Linked DNA regions of Homo sapiens: region 1 is linked to region 2. A link is a loop called in an ENCODE intact Hi-C map of the cell type or tissue named here. Cell type or tissue: A673. All regions are shown on one strand. Links, peaks and the distances in the headings refer to the core of each region. The heading gives the core; the rest is flanking DNA. Region 1 holds the start of LOC124904907 (a long non-coding RNA gene). Region 2 overlaps TOX2 (TOX high mobility group box family member 2).

Region 1 (9,446 bases), core at 819-8,818, 63 kb after region 2:
ACAATCATGGCAGAAGGCTAATGAGGAGCAAAGTCATGTCTCACAAGGTGCCTGCAAGAGAGCCTGTGCAGGGGAATGCCCATTTATAAAACCATCAGATCTCATGAGACTTATTTGCTACCATGACAACAGTATGGGGAAAACTGCCCCCATGATTCAATTATCTCCCCCTGGCCCCACCCTTGACATGTGCAGATTATTACGATTCAAGGTGAGATTTTGGTGGGGACACAGCCAAACCATATCACCCTAATTACCTCCTTAAAGGCCCTATCTCCAAATACAGTCAAATTGAGAGGGCCTTAACATATGAATCTGGGGTGGGGTTGGAGGAGACACAGTTTTGTCTATAATTACATGGTTCTTTGTGTTTCACATGTATTAACTTTTTTTCGTATTCATGACAATGTCATAGGGTAGGCATTATTATTAACATAATTTTTTAAATGAGGAAATGTGGCACCAAAAAGCTTAGTATATTGCTGAAAATCACACAGCTAGTCAGGGTGGTGGGAGGATTTGAATCCAGGTACTCTGGCTTCAGAGCCTGTGCTCTTACCCACCCCTCCATTCCAGGCCAGGCAGCCCTGAGCTCAGATGGTAGAGCCGAGGCAGCAGTCACAGACCCCATGGTAAACTGGCCATGGAATCATAACCACAGGCTTGTTCCTCTCAGTTAACCTTCACAGCAGTTTGAGGAGTTGAGTGTTCATTGTGCCTATTTTATACATGAAGAAACTGAGGCTCTGAGAGTTAAGTAAGATGGCACAGGACTCTGACCAGGCCACACGTCACCCTGACTCTCTGCCCAGTTAAAATTAAGTGAATAAGGGATGGAATGAATGGATGAAAGTAGGACATTCCCTGCCCACTCAGTCTGATGTGGGAGTGGCAGAGGCTGTGTGTGGATGGGCCATGAGCTATGAAAACCTCCTTGATTTAAGACGAGAGACCAAGCCGGACGCAGTGGCTCACGCCTGTAATCCCAGCACTTTGGGAGGCCGAGGCGGGAGGATCACCTGAGGTCAGGAGTTCGAGACCAGCCTGACCAACATGGCAAACCCCTGTTTCTACTACAAATACAAAAATTAGCCAGGCTTGGTGGCACATGCCCGTAATCCCAGCTACTCGGGAGGCTGAGGCAGGAGAATCGCTTGAACCTGGGAGGCAGAGGTTGCAGTGAGCTGATATTGCACCATTGCACTCCAGCTTGGGCAACAAGAGCAAAACTCTGTCTCAAAAATAAATAAATAAATAAATAAATAAATAAATAAATAAATAAATAAGACAAGAGACTGAGTCAGGGTTTGAGGCTCTGAGACACTGAGGAGAGGCTCAGGGCAGAGGTGACTACGTGGGGCTGGGGACACAGGTTCTCTAACAGTTGAGGGTCAATCAGAGAAGGAGCTGCTTCTTCAGTGTTGACTCAGTCACCTCCAATACAGAGCAGGATCCTGGGTCACACAGGATGAGCTTTGGAATCATGGGGATCAGGGTTTCCTGCCTCTGTGTATGAATTTGGCCAAATCAATTACCCTCTCTAAATTTCAAGTTCCTCCTCTGTAAAATGGAGATGACAGTTGCCAGCCCTAAGGCTGCTATGAGGACAAAGTCAAGGGGCAGATGTGCAGTCACCTGGCAGGTGGCCTGTGTCCTCCCCATTGGTGGCTACTGTTGTCCAGTGGCCAGGCCAGGATGGCGAGGCCCAAGTGGGTTCAGAATGGGAGCCAGGCAGTGCTGGAACTGTGCCCCTTGGCAGGTGGGATAAGCCACGGGCAAGTCCAGAGCAACTTTCTCCCCCAATCAGGGTCTCAGTTTCTCCATGTATAACACATGGCCCCAAATCTCTTCCAAAGCTGACCTTTAGGAACTCAGTATTCACTGACACATCCGGCAAAGGAAAAGTCATGAGCCTCCCTGACCATAGGACCACCAAGAGGAGCCACAGAGAGAGGACATGGTCCGCCCAGTGTCCATCCACCACAGGTCAAGACCACACTGAACCACGATCATCTGCTTCCCAGATCCGGCTCTCAACACCAGGGCCCCAAGTGAAGAAAAGCATGCTGGGTTTAGAATCAGCACACAGCGGGCCAGTCCTGGATCTGCCACCTACATCCGTGGACTTTGGACAAGTCACCTCTTCCATTTCCTTATCTGTCAAATGGGAAGAATAACCCTTATCTCTTTTAGAAGAAAGTGTAGAAAATGTTGTTGGAGTAGAGAAGGATTTCTTAAACAATTCACAAAAAGCATAAACCACAGAGAAAAATTTGACTGCATTAAAACTTAAAATTTCTATGACCAAAAAGCACCAAAACCAAAATTAAGAGAGAGGCCACAGGCTTGGAGAAAATATTTACGATACATATAACTGATAAGGGATTAATATCTATAATACATAAAGAATTTTTACAATCCAATTTAAAAAGCAAACGGAAAAAGAGACAAAAACATCCACAAGCATTCACAGAAGAAACTCTAAAGCCCAATAAATTTATAAATACACGCTCAGCTTCACTGTTGACCAAGGAAATGCAAATTAAAGCAACCAAAAGACTATTTCATAAACATCAGAGTGGGGGAAAAAAATCTAACCAAATGTTGCAGAGGAGATGGGAAAGACAGGAACTTTTAGGAAGAGGGTGTTGATACTCTTACCTGGGAGAGCAATTTGGCAATATCTAGCAAAGCTGGAGAGGTTCATGCCCTGGGGCCTTCTGAGCCAACAGTTCCACTTTCAGATAAATATCCCAAAAGAGTAATTCCTATACATGGGCTCAGGATTTGCACTGCAGCACTGATGTTATTGGGAAGAGAAAGAGAACAGCCTAAATGCCTATCAGTAGGGGATTGGGTTAGTAAATTTTAAAACCTTCTTACACTAGAATACTAATTTAAGGCAAATGAACTAGATCTACTTGTAAAAAAGGTGAATGAATCTTTAAAGCACATGTCAAGTTACAGTAAGTTACAAAAGGACACATACACCATTATTGTACATAAATGTCAAAAGCCCACCTAACAAAGCTGTATATTTTTTGTGATCATGCACAGGGCAGTTAAGTTTTTAAACATGAGTAAGACATGTCCCTTTAAAACATGGGTAGTGACAGTAGTTATCTATGAGCATTGGGATAAGGAAGGCTCTGACTGTACTGATAATGTTTCATTTCTTTAAAAGAGTTTTTATTTAATTTTCTTTCTTTCTCAGAGTGGACATGAAGGGAGGGAGAGAGAGAGAAAGAAATGAGGACAAATCACAGCAAATGTAGCAACACAGTAACATCTGCTAATCCTTGGTGGTAGATTTGTAAGCATTATTTCATTATATTAATCTCTGAACATTTCTGGATGGTTATAATATTTCTGAATTTTAAATAAAAATTGCTGGGGTGATAGAAATGTTCTATGTTTTTATTGTGGTGATAGTTCTATGAATGTGGACATCTGTCAAAGCCCATTGAATTGGACACTTGAAATGGGTGCGCTTTATTTTATTTTATTTTAGAGTCAGAGGCCTACTCTGTTGCCCAGGTTGGAGTGCAGTGGCACGCTCTTGGCTCACTGCAGCCTCCGCCTCCCAGGTTCAAGTGATTCTCCTGCCACAGTCACCCGAGTAGCTGGGATTACAGGCATGTGCCACCACACCCAGCTAATTATTATTATTATTATTATTATTATTATTATTATTATTATTTTGTGTGTGCATTTTTAGTGGAGACGGGGTTTCACCATGTTGGCGCTGGTCTCGAACTCCTGACCTCAGGTGATCCACGCACCTCACCTTCCCAAAGTGCTGGGAATACAGGCATGAGCCACCATGCCCGGCCTGGTGCATTTGATCATTCATCAATTATACCCCAATAAAGTTGATTCTAAAAGAGGAAACAATTAAATGTGGCTCGTCACTGCTCAGCATCTCCAGTGGCACCTAGTTCCAGATGGAAGTAGACAGAGGGAGGGAGAGACGTCATAGGCTCTGCTTCAGTCTTGAGGGTCTGTCCCCCAAACTGAGGCCTTCAGGCTACCCAAGACCTCATGGCAAACAGGACACCCTTTGCTTTGGGGTCAAGAGTGGGCTGAGCTCTCCTCGCAGGGTTTGCTGAGTCTAATTTTAGAGCTTTGGAGGGTGGAGGAAGAGCTGGCTCTGCTTCTGCAATGAGTTCATCATGTTCCTTGGCACCTCAAAGTTCTCTCCATTTAATTTTTCAGAAGTACTAACAAATCAGGAAAGAAGTGTGCCCTGAAATTGCTATTTGGATGAACGTGACATTTGTAGGCCAGCGACAGAAGCTGGAGGAGCTGTTGTGTTTGCAACTCATAACCTCATCTCACAGCCCGACTCCCAAACAATGCACACACTTGTGGGGAGAGTAATTGCCTGGATGGAAAAATACAGCCAAACAGGCTCTCAATGAGGCAAGGAAGGAAAGCGGAAGGGAGACAGGAGGGAGGACAGGCACGCTGGCTAACATATACCAAATGCTTACTACGTGCCAGGCCCACTGTCATTTCTTCCTCAACATACATATTACCACCCCCGTTTTAGAGATGAGGAAACAAGCTCAGAAAGGGAATGTGTTATTTTGCCAAGAGCACAAAACTAACAAGTAGCAAGGATGGATCTGAACCAATCTGGTTGGTGTCAAATTCCTTGCCTATAGCAAGGAGAAGGAGCTCAGTAAACGTTTCTTCCTTTTTATCTTTCTGTACCTCCTTTTCTTCCTTCCTGAGGAAACTAAGGCCCAGAGAGGTTAAAGGATGTGCTGAAAGTTATCAAGCTGTCTTGGGGACAGAACCAGGACTGGCCAGGGTAACTAATTGGATGGCGAAGCTGAGGAAGATGGGAGAATCCAAAATGAGTCACGGGTTCCTGCCATGCACAGAGAGGAGAAGGCTTCGCAGGAAAGAGGCTGTCGCTGGGGAAGTGAAGGGAGGGTGTTAGATTGGAGGTAATCTTTGGAGTAACCAATAAAGATGTCCTGAGACGGCCGGGCGCGGTGGCTTACGCCTGTAATCCTAGCACTTTGGGAGGCAGAGGCGGGCAGATCATGAGGTCAGGAGATCGAGACCATCCTGGCTAACACAGTGAAACCCCGTCTCTACTAAAAATACAAAAAATTGGCCAGGCGCCTGTAGTCCCAGCTACTCTGGAGGCTGAGGCAGGAGAATGATGTGAACCCGGGAGGTGGAGCTTGCAGCGAGCCGAGATTGTGCCACTGCACTCTAGGCCTGGGCGACAGAGCGAGACTCCGTCTCAAAAAAAAAAAAAAGAAAGATGTCCTGAGACAACCAGGTTTCTGGCTCTAAATTTGTGGAGAGAAAAGTAGGCTACAAAGATGGGGAGACTTTCTTCTCAGAGCCTAGGAGGACCCCTCAATGCAAAAAGGAGTAAGGACTTCAGACCTCCTGACAGCCATGGGGTAAAGAGGGAATCACAGAAAACAGTATACAAACTAAAGAAGCATACTTGGCAGGCACAGTGGCTCACACCTATGATCCCAAAGTTTTGGGAGGCTTAGGCAGGAGGACCCCTTGAAGCCAGGAGTTTGAGACCAGCCTGGGCAATATAGCAAGACTCTGCATCTCCAAAAAATTTACAAATTAGCCAGGTGTAGTGGCACGCACCTGTAATCCTAGGTACTCGGGGGCTAAGCAGGAGGGCTGCTTGAACCCAAGAGTTCAAGGCTGCAGTGAGCTATGATTGTGCCACTGTACTCCAGCAACAGAGCAAGAGGAAGGAAAGAAGGAAGGAAGGAAGGAAGGAAGGAAGGAAGGAAGGAAGGAAGGAAGGAAGGAAGGAAGGAAGAGTCATGTGGAGACAGTCATGGAAAGGGCCGAGGGTCATTTTCACCTGCCCATGTCTTCAAGACATCAGTGAGTCACGTTGATATTCAAAATAGTGATCCTTAACAGCAAGAAAAAGTTAATGTTCAGTGCCTTACTGTAAATAAGGCAAGATGTCTAATTCCACTTTATATTGATTTCCATTCAATATCAAACCAAAATGGTGCTTAAGGTAGTAAGTTTTAGTTTCTAAGAACGTTCACCTGGAGAAATCTCCTTCAGGGAGAGACTGTATGGGACGAAATATCTCAGAACAATTTTTTCATTTGTTAACAATAGAACACTTTTTACAAATGTAACCTTACCCAGAGGTGGACTATATAAAGCACAAGCCTAGTCTTTCTGTTTCCACCTCCACAGTTCCTAGTGTTCCTTGGAACACAGTTTGAAAACCACTGAGCTGGCCGGACATGGTGGCTCACGCCTGTAATCCCAGCACTTTGGGAGGCCGAGGCGGGTGGATCACCTGAGGTCAGGAGATCAAGACCAGCCTGGCCAACTTGGTGAAACCCCGTCTCTACTAAAAATACAAAAATTAGCCAGGCGTGGTGGCAGGCACCTGTAGTCCCAGCTACGCAGGAGGCTGAGGCAGGAGAATCGCTTGAACTCAGGAGGTGGAGGTTCCAGTGAGCCAAGATCACGCCATTGCACTCCAGCCTGGGTGGCAGAGCAAGACTCTGTCTCAAAAAAAAAAAGAAAAGAAAACCACTGAACTTACCTAACAAGGCTATTTACAGATGGGCAAACTGAGACCCAAAGAAAGGAAGGAACTTTCCCAAGACTGCCCAGCAATATAGCAAAGCCCATGCTGAAGCTATGGTCTGGAGTCAGTTCCCAGACTTGGATTTCATGAAGTCTGAAACCTTAAAGGTAGGAAGAGTATATGACCTTATATTTTCATTCCCAGCAGAGAGAGATGAAGACCAGAGATGTTAAGTAACTTGTTCTGGTCACACAGCCAAGACAAGGATCACAGTGTTTTTTCCTCTGCATAACAAGAAAGTGGTCCATCCCACAGTGGAACGGAAAAAGGAGGCAGGCTGAAAATCCCAACCCAATGGTGAGCCAGTGCTTTTGTTATATTTCTCCTATTTCCAACAGAGACGAACACCACATTTATATATAGTTGAATTTATAATAACACCTGCTTTAAATGAGGGTGAGTTTTTGGCTTAAGAGTGAGCTAGTAAAAAATAATAATAAAAATTTAAAACCCTGGGTAGTTGTTCCAATTAAGTTCAATTAAACATGCCCTTAGGTAGAGTAGATACAGTAAGTGATGCCTTGTAGCATCCAATTTCTCTGACAAACGCACTCGCCAGCATAGAGCCAGGAGGTTATTATTTCGTTTTTTGAAAAGAAGTGCAGTGTAGTGGAAAAGACACAAAATTTAGAGTTGAACAAATCTAATCCACATCAACTCACTGCTATGGATGAGTGAAAGCCACTAGAAAATGGGCATAATAATTCCTATCTCAATAGGCTGCCAGAGGATTAAATGAGGTAATGTAAGGAAACGGTGATATGAAAATGTGCCGCAAAGAGTAATTACAGCTACTTTTGAAATATGGAATTGAATAACTAAATTATTTTGTGAGGTTTGCTCTAAAATTATCTGAAACATCCGAGGAAAGATGGTAAAGTAAATGCAGGCTCACTCAATGTCTCTCTCCCCAAATTGAATAGAATGACAACCACAAATAGACATACACTTTTAAATGACCAAGAATAGCAGTTCTGAAGCTAGCAACGGGGACGGCTATGCTTTGAAGGTATGTGTCCCTCCAGAATTCATGCAATGGGACTTAACCCCCAAAGTGATGGTATTAAGAGGTTGGGCCTTCGAGGGGTGATTAAGTCATGAGGGCTCCGCCATCATGAATGAAATTAGTACCCTTAGGAAAGGGCTCAAGGCAGCCAGGCGCGGTGGCTCACACCTGTAATCCCAGCACTTTGGGAGGCTGAGGCGGGGCAGATCACGAGGTCAGGAGATCGAAACCATCCTGGCTAACAGGGTGAAACCCCGTCTCTACTAAAAATACAAAAAATTAGCCAGGCGTGGTGGTGGGCGCCTGTAGTCCCAGCTACTCGGGAGGCTGGGGCAGGAGAATGGCGTGAACTCAGGAGGCAGAGCTTGCAGTGAGCCGAGATCGCACTACTGCACTCCGGCCTGGGCGACAGAGCGAGACTCTGTCTCAAAAAAAAAAAAAAAAAAGATTTCATCTCAGAAGAAGACATTTTAGAAACATTAAAAAAAAAATTAGACCACAGATGTATCATAGTCTCAAAAAAGCCAAAGATGAGATGAAAATTTAGCAGGATAAGATTGGAAGAATTGCAGAGCCAAGTTAATAAGTTGTGAACCAGAATAATTGGATTATGTTCTTATTAAATAGATAAGAAACAGCCAGGACAGAACTGACAACAGCAGGAATATAAAGAGGGAGAATTCAAGATAGGATAATAGAAAAATCACCCAAAATGCAAAGGAAAAAGGTCAAAGAGTCAGAAACAATTTAGAGCAGATGATTGTTATGTATGACACACAATGGAAGTAAACATAACGATAAGTAGCATCCTTAAAGGAGAGAACAGAAAAAATGTACCATGGAAATGATCCATCATATAATAAAGAAAAAATACTGAATGTGAAGATTGAAAAGTATATGGCTTTCAAAAAAACATTAGTAGAGAAAGATGAAAATCTAGATATATTGTGATAAAGATCTTCAACTTAAGGCATTTAAGAAGGATAATTATATAAGTGCCTCGCCAGTAATACCAAGTTACCAATTAAAGGGAGAATATCAGACTGCCCCCATTGATTTCTCCATATTAATATTTGATATCAGAAGACCAGCATAGCATCTGCAGAGGTTTGAGGGCATAAAAGTATGACTTAAAAACTTTATACCTAATAAACGGATGTGAGGTTTTTTATTTTTGTCATTGTTTTTAGCTTTTTTTCCTTCTAAAAAATTCATTGTATGTATTTAAGGTATAATAAAATGTTTTGATGTACATATACACAATGGAATAACTGCTACAGTCAAGCAAATTGTTAACATATCCATCATCTCACATAATCTTCCTTGTGTGCATAGAAGTACCTAAATTCAGGGACTGTAGGATTCATCAACATTTCTTTTAAAAAATGCTTTTCAATAATAAAACCCAGACCGGGCAAGGTGGCTCACACCTGTAATCCCAGCACTTTGGGAGGATGAGGCAGGTGGATCACCTGAGGTTGGGAGTTCAAGACCAGCCTGACCAACATGGAGAAACCCCGTCTCTACTAAAAATACAAAATCAGCCAGGCATGGAGGTGCATGTCTATAATCCCAGCTACTCGGGAGGCTGAGGCAGGAAAATTGCTTGAACCCAGGAGGCAGAGATTGCGGTTAGCCAAGATCACGCCATTGCACTCCACCCTGGGCAACAAGAGCAAAACTCCATCTCAAAAAAAAAAGAAAAAGAAAAAGAAAATAATAAAACCCAGAAAACCAAAAGATAATTCAAAATAAAGAAGTCAGGAATAGGAAAGCTATTGAAGGAAGGGTAAAGAAGAGGTTAAGAAGTGAATCTTGGGCCCAGCA
Region 2 (9,446 bases), core at 548-8,547:
CAGAGTCGCTCTGAAGGCTCCACCCATGAGCAAACGACAGAGATTCCCCACACTTCCAAAGCCGACATTCTAGTGAAGGGGATAGAGGAGGGAGGAGAGAAGGACATAAACAATAAACATCAGGAATAGGTAGAAAGAAAGCGATGGGTAAGGGGCTTCCAGAAAACCATGGTAGGGCAGTGCAGTTTGCAAGCCTTGAGTATTAAGAAGGCAAAGTGTCAAACACTGCCCTTGAATCTGCACCGTGGGATCATAGCAGGTGATTTCCCTCATTTCCTAAACTTTTTGGCAGGTAACATAGTGTTCATAATTTACAGTTTAATTTTTTTAAAAAAGAAGAGTGATAACTTCAGGAGAGAAGCCACCAAAAAGTCCTGCTTGCTCAACAGAAACATTCCCATGGGCTGGAGAGAGATTTTATTATCTCCGAAGGCCAGGCCAACTGTGCCCCAGATACCCCAGCCCAAGCAACTGGGAGTGACGCCTCCCTCCTGACAAAGGCAAGGTCATCATTCCCAGGGAGATGGGAAGGGGACAAAACAGGGGCTGCATCTGCCAGCCTTGCCCCAAAGGGTCAAGCATTGATTAAAAGCCATGAGGACAAGGATTTCAAACATCATCCCTCTTGAGTCATATCTCAACTTTCCTCCTTGGACTCAGCTAGAGATGGGCCTGGCATGTTTCTACAAGGAGAATTATAGAATTCACATGGATTAACACTTGCAGGCCCCAAACACTGTGTCCCTCACATATATGTGTTTAATCCTCCTGGCAACAACATATAAACAGGGTAAGTGAGGCCCAGAGAGGGTGAGTGGATTATTCTTAGAAACACAGCCTGGGCTATGTTACGGTGGTCATCTCTGAAAAATATAACCTGCCTCATTCATTCATTCAATCTTTCAACAACTTTTTACTGAGCACCTACTATAGGTCAGACACCATGGGGATGCAATGGTAAACAAAATAAGCATGAGCCTATTGCTTCTTAAAGTTTATTATCCTGAAGGGGGAGCAACCAAGTAATTTCACAGATATATGATGCCACGAAGAAAAATACTCAGAAGCAGCTGGGCGCATTGGCTCACGTCTGTAATCCCAGCGCTTCGGGAGGCCGAGGCGGGTGGATCATGATGTCAGGAGATTGAGACCATCCTGGCCAACATGGTGAAACCCCGTCTCTACTAAAAATACAAAAAGTAGCCGGGCATGGTGGTGTGTTCCTGTAATCCCAGCTACTCGGGAGGCTGAGGTAGGAGAATCACTTGAACCTGGGAGGTGAAGGTTGCAGTGAGCTGAGATCGCACCACTGCACTCCAACCTGGGCAACAGAGCGAGACTCCATCTCAAAAAAATAAAGAAACAAATAAAAAATTAAAAAATAAAAATACTCAGAGGCTATGGTAGACAAAAAGAAAGACAACTGCACAGATGAGCAGGTCAGACTCTGGGAAGACGAGGATGAAGCTGAGGTCAGAGGCTGGGCAGGAGCCAGCCATGTAAAGAATGAGGGCAAGAACATTCCAGGCAAAGGGAACAGCATGTGCAAAGCCCCTCAAGCGCAAAAGAACAGGGTGGGGGGATCTGAGAAATAGCAAGAAGGCCAGGTGACTGGAATGGAGTCACTGAGGGGGACTGACTCTGACTTTGCTCATCACCATGTCCCCAGCATGAAGCCTGGTTCCTGGAACAGAGGCTGGAAATGCAGGCAGAGGCAAGCTCACGTGAGGACTTATGGGCCAAAGGAGTTGGATGTTATCTACTCACCAGGGCAAAGCACTGGAAGGCTTTAAGCAGAAACCTAAGAAGATGTGATTTAGGTTTGTAAGAGTTCATCAAGCTACAACAGAAAGCCATTGAGCAGCTTTGTGGGGGTTTTTTTCCCTGTTTTTGTTTGTTTGTTTGTTTGTTTGTTTTTGAGACAGGGTCTCACTCTGTCGCCAGATTGGAGTGCAGTGGAATGATCTCAGCTCACTGCAACCTCTGCCTCCAGGGTTCAAGTGATTCTTCTGCCTCAGCCTCCCAAGTAGTTGAGATTACAGGCACGAGCCACCATGCCCAGTTTTTTTGTTGTTGTTTTTTTTTTTTTTTTTTCATATTTTTAGTAGAGACAGGGTTTCACCATGTTGGCCAGGCTGGTCTTGAACTCCTGACCTCGAATGATCCACCCGCCTCTGCCTCCCAAAGTGCTGGGATTACAGGCGTGAGCCACCACGCCCGGCCCCACTGAGTAGCTTTGTATGGAGAAGAGACAGGATCCAATTTACGCATCATAAAGACATTGATGGTGGCCACCATGGCTCCTCAGCTCATCCTGACCTTTGGTCACTGGATAGTAAATGTCTCCAAACTCCATGGAAAGCGAAGTTTCCCCAGCTGGCATGTGGAAGGCAAAGCAAGACAAAGAAGCGAATGACAGGGCGTGTTGACAGAGCGTCAGACAGAAGCATGGCCATAGGCAGATGAAAAATTGTCCCACAGGACACCTCGACAGGCCGTGACTTGCTGTTAGCATTGAGCCATTAAGAAAACACAATGATGTGCTTCGCTGATCCTGAAGGACGTAATCCAGGTCGGCATGCAGACATTTAGTGCTCCGTCCAAAGCAGCAATAAAGCGACCAACACAAGAGCAGCTGCAGGAAACCTGCACTGTGCAAGTGGGCGGCCAGGCCCTTCAGTGCTTTTTATTCCTTCTCTCATTTAAAATCAAAGCCTGGCTCTTAGGCATCTGTAGACAGATTTGGAAAGGGAATTGAAGCTAACTACACCAGGTGCTTAAACATACATCATTACCTCATTTAATTTCATAAACAAGTAAGCATTGCTCATCACATTTTGTATACGAGAAAACTGAAGTCAGAGATAATAAACAGCTTTCCAAATGCCCCTGGCTCCCTTCTTCAGCCTCACATCTTGACACTCTCAGCACCTTCTATGCCTTTGCATATGTTGTTCCTTCTACCTGGAATGCTTTTCCCTACCTTCTTCACTTGGCCAAGTTCTACTCACCTTCAAGCACAGGCAAGTGTCCCTTCCTCTGAGAAGCCTTTTCTGACTGTCCCCAGCCTAGCCTGGTGGTCCCACACTCCCCTGTGCTACTTCAACATAATGCTTACCACACACATTTGAAATTGTTTATTTCTGTCTCTCTAATAAGATCATGCTTCTCAAGGAAAAGGACCATGTCTTAATTACCTGTTCCTGCCTGGCACCTACCACAAAGCCTTGCATACAGCAGGCAGTGCATGCTCCTTGGATGGCTGTATGAAGGAGGGATAGAGGGAGGGAGGGAGGGAAAGAGGGAGGGAGGGAGGGAAGGAAGGAGGGAAGGAAGGAAGGATGGAAGGAAAGAAGGAAGGAAGGAAGAAAGGAAGGAAGGGGAAGGGAAGGAAGGAAGAAAGGAAGGAAGGAAGGGGAAGGGAAGGGAAGGGGAGGAAGGAAGGAAGGAGGAAGGAAGGAAGGAAGGAAGGAAGGAAGGAAGGAAATTAACTCTTCATAGGTGGCAAAGCCAAGAGCCAAGATTTGATCCCAGGCCAGTATGACTCCAAAGCATATCTCATGATGTGTGTGTGTGTGTGTGTGTGTGTGTGTGTGTGTGTGTGTGTGTGTGTGTGTTATATAGATCATCAGAAAATGTACACAGTGTGGAATATATTTCTGAGGACTCCATTCGTCCTTCCAAAAGAGATGCCAAAAATACCAGCCCACAGGGGAAAAAAGTAGGATGATGAATATGGGGGAAAGGGTTAACCAAACCCTTTTCCTTGTTGCAAGAGAATTTCACCTTTGTTAATTGCGGAGCATAACTCCCCTGGAAACCTGAGGAAAGTGGGACGTTAACTATGTTACCAGGCAACTCTGCTTATGGTAAAAATGACCCCTGATTGGTAAGTTGCATTTGAACTGGGAGGAACTATAAATAAGTTATAAATATCTGAAAAAGAAGCCATAATTTGGGTTTTCCTAGATGCAGAGAAATTTGTACCTGACATGTCCCTGGGTCCTTGAAGCTAAGCCTACGGAATTGTTACAATGGATATGGCAGCTGGGACAATAAGGCTTCTAAGCCAGGGTGGCTTCCACAGCCACCCATTGTGTATCTCATTCCTTTGCACTTGAACTAGATCCTGGGAGGGAGGGGGCAGCAAAGAGAATAGCTCCTGGCCACCTTCGTGGACCACTGCGGAGACTGTTGCAAGAATTACTTGTGCAGAAGAGAACAGCTCACGTGCCTTGCTGGCAGGCTGTGTCAGGCTGTGTCCCAAATCTTTCGAGGAGACTGGTGCCAAGTGTCCCCTGTGTTCATCTTGTGAGTCTGAATGTTTCATTGGTCCTTAAAAACTCCCTGTGGGAATTGCAATGAGAAAGAAGGGAACTGATACAGGAGAGAAAAGAGACAGCCCCAATGGGAACAAGCGCTACACCGATCCTGAACTGAAAAGCTCCTTAGACTGTACAGTGTATAAAGGCACTAAAACCTAGTATAGGGTCTATGCTCGCTGTTCTACAGAGGGCTCGGTTCACCTAAACAGTGCCTGGAGGAAGAAATGAGGGAGGGGAAGACTTACTTGCTCTCCCACAGACCTAACCACCAACCTGAGATGCAATTGTGATTATGTGAGGAAACCACGACTCAGAGAGGCTAAGTGACAGGTCCAAAGTCATACAGCTTATAAGTGTCAGGATACGAACCCAGGCACTTCCATCAAACTCAAAGTCACATTTGGATCCAACATCTGGATTTGCATAAAAATGAACTTCCATCTCAGGTGGACATAGAGAACAGAGAAAGCATGGGAGTGGGGGTGGGAGACCTTCCTAAATAATGTAAACAGGAAATATTTGCAGAATAAATGAGACATAAAGGGCCCAGGGTCCATCTTCCACATCATAAAGTTCAGTTCAAGCCAAAACACAGCATGATGAAACAATAAAATATATGCGTGGCATTGACCCTGGGTTATACTACTACTGAGTCGATTCATTTCCGACAAGTTTCTAAATCATTCCTGCAAATCAGGCCCAGCTTCGAAATAAGCACATTTTAATTAGCTGTAATGTAAAAAGCACTCTAGGACAAGGAGCCAGTGATACACTCTTCCACCCCTGCAGCAGGAGGAAGTGAGCTCCCCCTGGCACCCTGACAGCTGCAGAGCAAGCTCGGGCCAAATTCCAGCTCTGCCTAACAGCCCCCTCTGCCACCCTTCTGTTACTTGATTCATCTGGACCTCAGTCTTCTCACCTAAAAAAATGGGGACAAATGTGCCCAGCATAGTTCTTAGGAAAACTTAAGGCACATAAGAAAATAGGAAAAGGCTGGGATCAGAAACGTTATGAGACTGCTAGAAACTAAGAAGTCAAAGAAACAGACTGACAGCGAAGCCTGTGAGCACTAAGGAACCGGCACCCAACACCTAACTGAACCCCAGAACATTCCCAGAGAGAGGAAGCCTGCGCTGGGACCCCTGTGCCCGTCCAAAGCCCTGGGAGAAGCTGTTTGTTGGTTTTGCCCCCAGGCTAATGCCAACCAGAAGAATTCTCTAATTGAAATGAGAAATCTGCCTGGGAGACTCCCTCCTGCGGGTGAGCACAAGGCTGGAAAAAGTGCACCAGCGCCCTGGGGGTAACTGCTGGCCTACCCGAGGGACAAAGAGGCCCCCAAGGACTTCGTAGGCTCATCCCACACCGCAATAGAGTCTGCACTCACACACCACACACAGAGCGTTTCTACTCAACATCCACCCTGCCCACCCACGCAGTCACGGCTTTCACCCATGTTGAGGAAACTCACAACCACAGAACAGATCTAGATGCCCCCCTCCCATTTACAAATTTAAATGTCAACCGAGAATCACCAGGCATTTGTAGAAAATATCAGCATAAAAGAGAGGCCTAAAAGTGAACAGAAGAATCACCAATAAAACAGAGTTAAATGCAGGAAACAAAAGACCACTTTTTTAAAAATCGAATTACCATCTTCAAAGAGATTCAAGATAGTCACATATCCATAAAAGAAGAATAGACCACGATGATATGAGATCAATCAAGAAACTCAGAATTCTGGGAAAATAAAAAAATGATTCCAGAAATAAAAACAACGAATGTATTAAAAGTAAGGAACTGAAGAAAGGGTTTGATGGGAAGTACACCCTCCACTCCCTTTTCAGTGGACACCCCGGGACACAGGGCTGTGTGTGGAGAAGGGAGAGGGACAGAGAGTGAGAGGGACTTCACTTGTGTCTTTCCTCTTCTAAAATACTTCTGTGTGTCTTACAAAGAGCAAAATCAATTTTTAAAAAATAAAACAGTGGCAGGACTCAAGATAAAGAGGAAAATGGTAGAAAAATGAGGTGCAGTTGGGAGTGAGTTAATGAACAGTAGCCACACCACAGCAGCCTATGTTATGGCTACAGGTGACCCCTCCTTTGCCTCTGAGCTTCCTGGGAGCTCAGTGATGGTGAAAGGCAAAGCCAGAAACACTGACCTGCATTGAGGCTGGGCAGGGCAGATGGCCTCTTGTTGAACTAGACAGGACTCCAGCCCAAAGAGAAAGCCCTGGCTCTTGCCCAGAGGTGACCTCCTTAAGCATGGCCCAGAAGCTCCTTGGAGACCCATCTGGAGTCCTCCCTAACACACAGGAAGATATGTGACAGCTCAGTGCAAGGACTCTGGAATCCCACCCTGGAGCATCTAAGAGCATCTTTGAGCCCCTAAAAACTCCATTAATTACCATTTGTCTTCCCTTGGACCCAAAAAGTAACTATCCTGCCTTTCCTACGCAGAGCAGATGACACATCTCTCTCACTTCATGAGACAAAGAAGAACCTTGAGCAAGTGAGTGACCATCACTAAAAGTCATCCACATGCTGGCCCTTGATTTCCTGGGAAATCTCCCTGAGATGGTCACAGTGGTACTCTCCAGCCCTCTTCCATATGCTCATCCCCCAACCTCAGGAATATCAGCGGCTGGGCTTGCAGCTCGCCCTTCAATGGGACTGCCCTCTACTGCAGTGAACTCCTTCACCCAAGGGAACTGCCTGCTGTTCATTTTTAGGCCTCTCACTTATGCTGAAATGACCAGATGATGCAGAAATCAAAGGCTTGGGCAGTCCCCTCACCTCCATCTGGGGCAACACTAAAGAGCCACCTTAGCGCCACAGCTCCCTGTGGGATGGCGTTCTTCAGAACCACAGGTCAGGCCAGGCCAGCTTCTCCCCGGCCCAAGCACGTTTCCTCCTGTGTCCCCTGCAGGTGCACCCCTTCCGCCCACCTCACCGCAGAGAACTTCCCCACATAAACCTTCCACGAGCAACTCTCCATCTCAGAGTCCTTTTCCAGGCAACCCAATGTGAGACTTTCCCCATGGTGAAGAAGACTCTCCCCACAACCCACCAAGGGGCTTGAGAAGGACACCTAACCATGTCCACACCGGGGCTCCATGCCCCAGGCCAGCAATACATCTCTACTGTCCTCAGTTAAGGCAGGACAATCCTGCCACGTTCTAGTCTAGACCAGAGGTTCTCTAAGTGTGGATCCCAGACTGGCACCATCAGCACCATCGACTTGCTAGTAGTGCTAACTTTCAGCTCCTCCCCAGGCCTGCTGAGTCAGAACTTCTGGGAGTGGAACACAGCAGTCTGTTTTAACTGTGCTCCAGGTGATTCTGGTGGGCTAAAGTTTGAGAAGCAGAGTATCTATCATGGGCTACTGGGGGAAATCAAATGCAAGTCATTAGACTTTCCCATCAGCAGAAGACCAAGAGACAGTCGTTGAGGATGGTCAGAATCCAGCAATGTGATGCATTCCATACTTGTGCACCGTACCCCTGGTTCCAGGCACAGTCCTCTACTTAAAGCCCCACAGGCTGGGGTGCAAGGCTCTTCATAACCATCTCTGCTGGTGTCCCAACTCCCACGCAGGCAGGTTTCCCCTCCTTAGGCTGACAGTATCCCCAAAGCACCCCTACAATGGCTGCTCCCTCTGCCTGGAACACCCCCCACCACTCTACATGCCCCCAGGCAGCCCACCTGGCATTCCTGTAAGACTGCCATTGTGAAACCTTCCCACACTCCCGGCATTGGCACTGCTCAGCCAATTTTATATTTAATTATTACTCTGCATTTTAAGCCAATTGATTACAAATCCACATAGCCATTCACCCAGTAAATAAAACTTTCCTCTGGAGTTACTGAGCCTCCAGGACAGGGCTGAATCCCCAGCACCCAGTAGGCACTCAATAAAAACCTGTTGAACATCTGAGAAACCCAGCAGTAAACAGGCCATTAAATATTGAAAAACCACAATCAGGTTGCTCATCCTGGCAGGCACCAGAATTAGCAACTGTACGGCAGCAAGTTTTAAATATCAGGGAAATTGATCAAAATGTATTATCCTGTGTCATACAACATCATTTCATTAAGATATAAAATTACAATTTACCACAACTCATTAGGTTAATAATCACTTACCATATGTTTTTACTGTTGCTCCCAAACCATGCTGAAAAATCATCCTGTAGGTTTGAATCCATGTAAATAAGATGACTGTCAACCCTGTGGATACAGGATTACTGAAGGGAGACAGTGGACTGAAGCCCTGGCCAGAAAGCACGGTGCCTGCTGTGGTGCTGCAATTCGCTTCACCACCATCTTCTAGTTTACCTGCGCTAAACTTTCTTCCCACATCACTGGTTCTCAACCAGGGGCAAAGTCTGGAGACATTTTTGTTGTCACGACTGGGGGCAGGGTGATGCTCTTGGCATCTACTAGGTAGGGGCCAGGGATAGGACTAAACATTCCGCAATGCATGCAGCAACTCCCACAACAATGTTATTAGGTCCAAAATGTCAATAGCGCCGAGGCTGGGAAACATCATTCTAGATTAGACAGAATTTCCATACCTATTACTTTAATCTGATCTTTGCAGCAACAATAGAAGGCAGGCATTTCTGTCCCCTTGTACAGATAAGAAAACTGAGACCTGAACATCTAAGTGATGTGCATGAGGTCACCTGCCCAAGCCAGTGGACTGGGCAGCTGTGATTTGAACCAATTTCTCTGCCTCCAAAACCCACTTTCTCTGCTGCACAGATTCAAGAAGGTAACAGAAGGTGGAGGAAATGAGCAACTCTCTCCCAATTCATAATCCTGGACACTCCAATAAGAGGCTCCTTCAACCCAGAGGCTCAGGAAAATCAGGTCTAGGGATCAAGACATGGAAGCATCCAGCGTTGGGACTGCCAGCAGCCCAGGGCCAGAAGTGGTGGCTCATGCCTGCAGTCCCAGCGCTTCGAGAGGCCAAAGCAGAAGGATCATTTGAGCCCAGGAGTTTGAGGCTACACTGAGCTATGATTGTACCACTGCACTCCATCCTGGGCAAGAGAGCAAGACTGTGTCTCTAGAAAAAAAAAAAGAAGAAGAAGAAGAACATGGCGGGGCAGCTGTG

Evidence for each region. A loop is a pair of places that touch in the nucleus more often than their neighbours do. Peaks named below come from ENCODE experiments on the same cell type or tissue, not always from the same donor. Only the 100,000 strongest peaks of a DNase experiment are listed, where the experiment ranks them.
Region 1: a loop joins it to region 2, with 2.7 times the contacts of the local background. A loop is called at or near these places in 2 of 110 quality-filtered maps.

Annotation. Positions count from the first base shown.
Region 1 is chr20:43,858,991-43,868,436 of GRCh38, reverse strand. It overlaps LOC124904907 (a long non-coding RNA gene), which reads right to left and starts at 2,797. Exons shown (of 2, transcript XR_007067594.1): 1 at 2,662-2,797. In A673, for the core only: no CTCF peak of the experiment used is centred there; a DNase peak (open chromatin) is centred at 5,806; H3K27ac peaks cover 1,544 bases.
Region 2 is chr20:43,921,630-43,931,075 of GRCh38, reverse strand. The region is part of intron 1 of TOX2 (TOX high mobility group box family member 2); the gene reads right to left. Among named protein-coding and RNA genes, the nearest start is that of TOX2, 12 kb to the right of the region's middle. In A673, for the core only: a CTCF peak has its summit at 5,164; DNase peaks (open chromatin) are centred at 3,515, 4,295, 5,025, 5,665 and 1 weaker place; H3K4me3 peaks cover 1,859 bases; H3K27ac peaks cover 6,804 bases.